Regions from separate parts of the Homo sapiens genome. Here region 2 is linked to region 1. A link is a contact called in ENCODE Hi-C or POLR2A ChIA-PET data. All regions are on one chromosome and are shown on one strand. The core of a region is the stretch at or near the end of the contact, and the rest is flanking DNA. Distances in the headings are between cores, read along the strand shown.

Region 1 (3,100 bases), core at 169-2,668:
GCTTGGCCAAAGTGGTGAAACCCTGTTTCTACAAAAAATACAAATACTGGCTGGGCATGGGGGTGTGCACCTGTGGTCCCAGGTATTCAGAAGGCAGAGGTGAGAGGATCACCTGAACCCAGGGAGGTCGACACTGCAATAAGCCATGACCACACCTCTGCACTCCAGCCTAGTCTCACAGGGTGAGACCCTGTCTCCTGTCTAAAAAATATATATACATACATATTAGCAATGTTGACCCAGACTCCAAGTGGGCTTTCCAGAGATGCAATGTGACTTGCTTGCCCTTCCCCTGCACCAAGGGGTCACCGTCTCTGTGTCTCTGTACTCCTCAAACATGGTGAGGTGTCCCAAGATGATCTAAGGTTTGAGTGTATTTTAAAGACCCCCAGAAATGTCCACCACCTCATCCCATGAGTCATAAGCAAGGTAACAAAGGTAACAAAGATGATTATCCTGATTGGGTAGTTCTCAAGGTAGGCAGGGAAGCAGGAAAGACATCTGTTTTAAGGAATCAGCATTTCTCAATGAACATTTGTGGCCACATAAACTTTCCTGATTATTTCCAGCTATGATTCTGAGAATACAGTTAAAGAAAAGCTAGGATTTCCCACAATATAAATTGGGAGGAGTTCCTTAAATTATTTAATTAACCCTCTACTATATTCAAATTCCAACAATTTCATTTATATAGAATTGTTTTTCATGAACGTAGTATAAAACATGCCTGCAATTTACTAATAGGATATAATCGAACGCCTGACAATAACTCCTTCAAGGTTACTTCTCCCTGGTGAAAGCAAAGCTGAAGGCAGAGCTTGTTTCCCCAATTACAAAAGCAATACTTTCTCTTTTGCCTGAATTCACAGGGTTGATCGCTGCAGCTCTCCCTTTGTGCTAGATGTGGTGACAGAGCCCATGCGGTGCCCATCAAATTGCTCCAATTTTATGAGGCCATATCATGGGGGTGGTAAAGAGCTTGTGCTTGGATTGAGACCCACTAGGACTCAGGTGGGCTGTGGCTTGTTTTTCTCATCTGCAAAATGGGGACCTCCCGCAACACAGGCATGATATGATATTTAAGATAATACATACATAGTGATTTGCAGAATGCCTGGCACTCACAAGCAGGCTCATAAATATTATTTGTTATTTTTATGTTTGACTAAAATTGGTTGGGAAACATGTCAAGGTCAGAACAGCAAGAGAGTCATGGCTGGGGATTATTTGCTACAGATGCTGGGCACTGTATTTACGGAAATATGCCACGGTGCAAATCTCCTGTTTAGAACATAGGGATAATGATTTTCATTCCCGTGCTGAAGTTCCACCACCCATTGTGAGAATTCACTGAAGAATGCAGGCGAAGTCTTGGGGAAAGACGAAGCAAAATGGGAAACAATTCCCCTAGGCCTCTGAGCTTCGCGGTTTTGAAATTAGAAACTGAAACCAGTACAAACGAGAGCAGCTCCACTGCTGTGCTCCAAGGCCCTCTCTGCAGCCCCACGGGCTGGGATTCCCACGTGGCCTGTAAGAATTAAACTTCCCCACATGATCAAAGGAGAGGGCTGCCCTCCGACGGTCCCCACAGAGCCACGCGCCCCGGAGGCCAGGCAGCTTGCCTGCTCCAATTTATTGACTTGGCTTATCCGAGATGCTTTCTAGCAGACAAATGGGAGACCTGAAGGCTAATTAATGATGACACCGGAGACTGGCAGTGCATAAAGGAGAGAGGTCATGGACAGATCCACAAATGTCCTTCACTGTTCAACCGGAAGACTCGCATACGATATTGCTAGACCACCAAGGTTGCCTCAGGCGTGGGCTGTGCCAGGAGCTCCAGTTAAAAGCCAAAGTCACCCCAGGTTCTCTTTCTGTTATTTTTCTCTTTACACAATTTTTTGGCAATTAAAAATATATTAATTTCCGAAGTTAGTTACTACTAAGTGATCACTGTGAGACAGAGATGAAATATTAAAAACCAATACATAGTGAAATAACTGAGACTACATGGAGAATATTTTCACTTACAGGTTAAACACTGGTGGAGTATTTTAGTGAAAGGAAAGATATGGCCTAGACTATTTTAATATTTCAGATATTAGGCTGTTAAGGTCAGAATTATCTGTTTTTTGTTTTTCACCCCTAAGAACAAGGGAATAAAGCTTATTAAGCCACTTAAAAAGCCTAGGCAGGTTAGAAAAATGTAGCAGTAAGACCCAGATATAATTCATCAAAATCAAATACGTTTAATTGCTTTGTAAATCAAATGTATGTGGGCAATTGGTATGAAGATATGAAACTTGTTTCTTTTTGTATGAGCTGAAGGACCTGTGGGCTTAGTTAAGTCAGAATACAGTTTTAGAGGAAAGGAAAGGTTTATCAGGCTATCTGCTTTTCCAGAGTTCTCTCTTCTTCCCTGTCTGGTTACCTAAGTCTTACCCCACCCTTCCACAGTCCTGCGCCAGTTCTGCCTCTTCCTCACTTTTACAAGATCCATGTCCTGTTCACAAGCTCCCTGCTCAAAGGACCGCCATAGAAAATGGCTGCAGCAACATATGGAATTTTTTTACTAAAGCAAATTCTTGTATTATATCAATGGGGCTTAGATGAGAGACATAAAGTGAAGCCAGAGATCAAAAGCCTAGAATGCTTGGTTAAGGAGTTTATCATACAGGAATCCATTCAATAAATACATCAGTTCGGCTAGGCGCGGTGGCTCACGCCTGTAATCCCAGCACTTTGGGAGGCCGAGGCGGGCGGATCACGAGGTCAGGAGACCATCCTGCCTAACACGGTGAAACCCCATCTCTACTAAAAATACAAAAAATTAGCTGGGCGTGGTGGCGGGCACCTGTAGTCCCAACTCGGGAGGCTGAGGCAGGAGAATGGCGTGAACCCGGGAGGCGGAGCTTGCAGTGAGCCGAGATTGTGCCACTGCACTCCAGCCTGGGCGACAGAGCGAGACTCCATCTCAAAATAAATAAATAAATAAAATAAAATAAATAAACACATCAATTCAACACATGTCTACTGAGCACCTACTACGTGCCATAAATTGTGTCAGATATTGGGGTTCCATCAGCAAAAGAAACAGACT
Region 2 (3,100 bases), core at 434-2,933, 270 kb after region 1:
GATCAAACCACAAAGCTTTTATAAGCCATGCCAGCCATCTATAAAATGATAAGTAGACCTAATAAATTACAAAATTAGATAATTAATTCTACATCTCATTTTATTTTTTATTTATTTATTTTGAGGAAAGGTCTCACTCTCCCAGGCTGGAGTGCAGTGGCACAGTCATCGCTCACTGCAGCCTTGAACTCCCTCAGGTGATCTCCCACCTCAGTCTCCCAAGTAGCTGGGACTACAGGCACACAACACATGCCCAGCTAATTTTTTGTATTTTCTGTAGAGATAGGGTTTTGCCATGCTGGTCGGGCTGGTCTCAAACTCCTGGGCTCAAGTGATCTTCCTGTCTCGGCCTCTTAAAGAGCTGGGATTACAAGTGTGAGCCACTACACCCAGCCAATTTACAATTTTAAGTGGGATTATAGAAAATAACATAACAATTAAATAAAGAGACAAAACTGTGGCAAGGATGCCACTGGATGGCCCAGGGATGTCTCAGGAGGCAGTTGTGGGGGAGGATGCTGAGGTAACAGTTCCACCTCACCTCACCCCAAATTACCCAGTGAACAACCATCTAAATAAAAAGTGTGTGTTTGGCATGTAAATGCAGTTTCAAAACAAGTTCTCTAGCTGCCTCATCACCTCACCTTGCACCTGGCTGCTGCACTATGGGAGTTCTAGATCCGCTAGACATTAGGGGAAACAGTAGTCGATTGGGGTAGCCTCACAACCAACGTTTGGGCTGTGGGCCACAAAGTCAAGTGGAGAGCACCGAAAGGAGAAGAAAGAAAAGAACTATGATCCTACAAGTTGCTTAAGCTCTCTGACATTCAGCTATCTCACTTTTTCTGAAAAATTTAAAAATGGAAGGCCAGGTGCGGTGGCTCACGCCTATAATCCCAGCACTTTGGGAGGCCAAGGTGGGCAGATTACCTGAGGTCAGATGTTCAAGACCAGCCTGGCGAACATGGCAAAACCCCATCTCTACTAAAAGTACAAAATTTAGCCAGGCGTGGTGGCTTATGCCTGTAATCCCAGCTACTCAAGAGGCTGAAGCAGGAGAATCGCTTGAACCTGGAAGGTGGAGGTTGCAGTGAGCCAAGATCGTGCCACTGCACTCCAGCCTGGGTGACAGAGTGAGACTCCGTCTCAAAAATAAATAAATAAGTAGGAAAACATTTTGAGTTACAATGTTTCACAGCTAAAATAAAGGTAGCCTATACATGGGAAATATTTTGCTTTTTGAGTTTCTCCCTTCATATTATCTTCCAAAGCCCCGCTTTTTTTGGTCTCCCAAGGAATGTTTTTTAAGTGTCAAAATTCACACAAAATGTTTGACTTGCACTTTAGATGTTAAATATACAACTATTTGAGGATCTTGCGCTAGAAGGTTCTCTACATAAATTATTTTTTCAAAAGGCCAGTGTAACCTTTTGAGAGTCTTTATCATCTCACCCTTTTTCTGAAGTCCTGTTTTGTAAAAATGTGCCCTTAGAAATAAAGAGAATATTGATTTTGCAATGTTGGTACAAACTGGACAACAGCAGGAAGATCTCAAAATAAGATAAGCCACTGCACAGCACAGCACAGAATAACCCAGTTAGGGAGGAGAATGTCTGCTCTGTCAGTCTGTCTTCCCTGGCACTGCTTCTCGCTGGCATCAAGTAGGAAAGATCCCTTTCAGCTTGACACAAGTATGCACTGTCCTTCTGAAATATGAGAAAAGCAGTTCCCTCAGGAACAAGGAGGCCTCGTGCCAGAGGTTAGTGAAGCTGGAGAAACCGAGAGCTTGGCTGGCAAGGACTGTGTAAGATGGGACTCTCTCTGTTGGAATGCTAGTGGAATCAGTTAGGTTACTTCCCCAAGGTTATGCAATGTTCTTAAAATATACTACTTAACACTGGATAGAATTCTTATCGTGCATTGCGTACCAATACTAACTGTTCTATTCTATGAACCAAAAAAACCATGGAATGTCTTTTCCCATCACCCACATGCCCTGCTGTACATAGAGTATACAATTGGCTGATTATGTTTTGGTCTTCACCCTTCTAGAATGAGTGTGAGCTCCATGAGGACAGGAATTAGCTTTGCTTTTTTCTGTTTTGCCTACTGCTCTGTCTACTATACTTAGAACAATGATGAATATATGATAGGGATTCAATAAATATTTGTTGAATAAAAAATGTTTTGAATGCTTTTGTAGATATAAATATAAATAATCAGAATGATGGAGCTGTGTTCACTACTTAAGTTCAGAGCAGATGGCTTCATGGCCACTGAAATTATCCCCATGACATCACAATGTGGTACAAAGGGAGGACACAGGATTTAACATCAATGTTGTCCCTCTGCTGTTTACTTAGCAAGGTACCCTCTCTGAGTCTTAGCTCCATCCTCACTCAAAGAGAGATGTCATTATCTGCTTCAGGGACAGGACTGTTAAAAATTGCACAAAAGTATATGTCTTGGAGAGGTTTAAATTTCATGGGAGAATATGAAAAACACACATTTTTATGCATATATACAGTCTACCCACGTAGACAAGAAAGACGTATAACCATAAACACAGAGACAGACGTGTTTGGGAAGAGCTTCAAATAGGACTATGGAATAGTTCTTAAACTCCCACTTCCTAATTTTATAACAGATTTCAGGGTGAAAATGTCTAAGCAAGTGGTTTTTTTTGATGAACCATGTTTTAGTTATTTCCTCCTAAAAACAGAAGCAAGGATCGTGGTAATGGCTCTACAGGGTTTGGCTCTGAAATGTGTCATCAGTCAAGATAAATTTGTGCTGGTCAATATAACCCTAAAAACAATGTTTTCTCTTTAATTTCTATCACCTGTTTTAAAGGTATTTTTATCTGCTATATTGAATGCAAGTCCCTTAAATGATTTCTGGAATGAGGTAGAACATAACCAAATAAATAATTTTTTAAAGTAGACAGAAACATGCCAGGCATGGTGGCTCACGCCTGTAATCCCAGCACTTTGGGAGGCCAACGCAGGCAGATCACCTGAGATCAGGAGTTCGAAACCAGCCTGGCCAACATGGTGAAACCCTGTCTCTACTAAAAATACAAAAGTTAGCCAGGCGTGGT

What was found. Hi-C counts contacts between places; a loop is a spot of excess contacts on that map. ChIA-PET counts read pairs that join two places held with the same protein, here RNA polymerase II (POLR2A).
Region 2: a map of IMR-90 shows a loop between it and region 1 (4-fold over the local background). The contact joins two enhancer-like sites. A Hi-C loop is called at or near these places in 2 of 168 maps with a recorded cell type or tissue (IMR-90 and chondrocyte). POLR2A ChIA-PET finds 5 or more read pairs at or near these places in 1 of 52 experiments (AG04450).

Annotation. Positions count from the first base shown.
Region 1 is chr15:32,860,458-32,863,557 of GRCh38, forward strand. The region is part of intron 16 of FMN1 (formin 1); the gene reads right to left. Among named protein-coding and RNA genes, the nearest start is that of GREM1-AS1, 140 kb to the left of the region's middle. Within about 2 kb of position 1,419, at least 13 of the 41 ENCODE cell types and tissues checked have a DNase peak (open chromatin) inside an H3K27ac peak, as active enhancers do.
Region 2 is chr15:33,133,854-33,136,953 of GRCh38, forward strand. The region is part of intron 4 of FMN1 (formin 1); the gene reads right to left. Among named protein-coding and RNA genes, the nearest start is that of FMN1, 59 kb to the right of the region's middle. Within about 2 kb of position 1,684, at least 4 of the 41 ENCODE cell types and tissues checked have a DNase peak (open chromatin) inside an H3K27ac peak, as active enhancers do.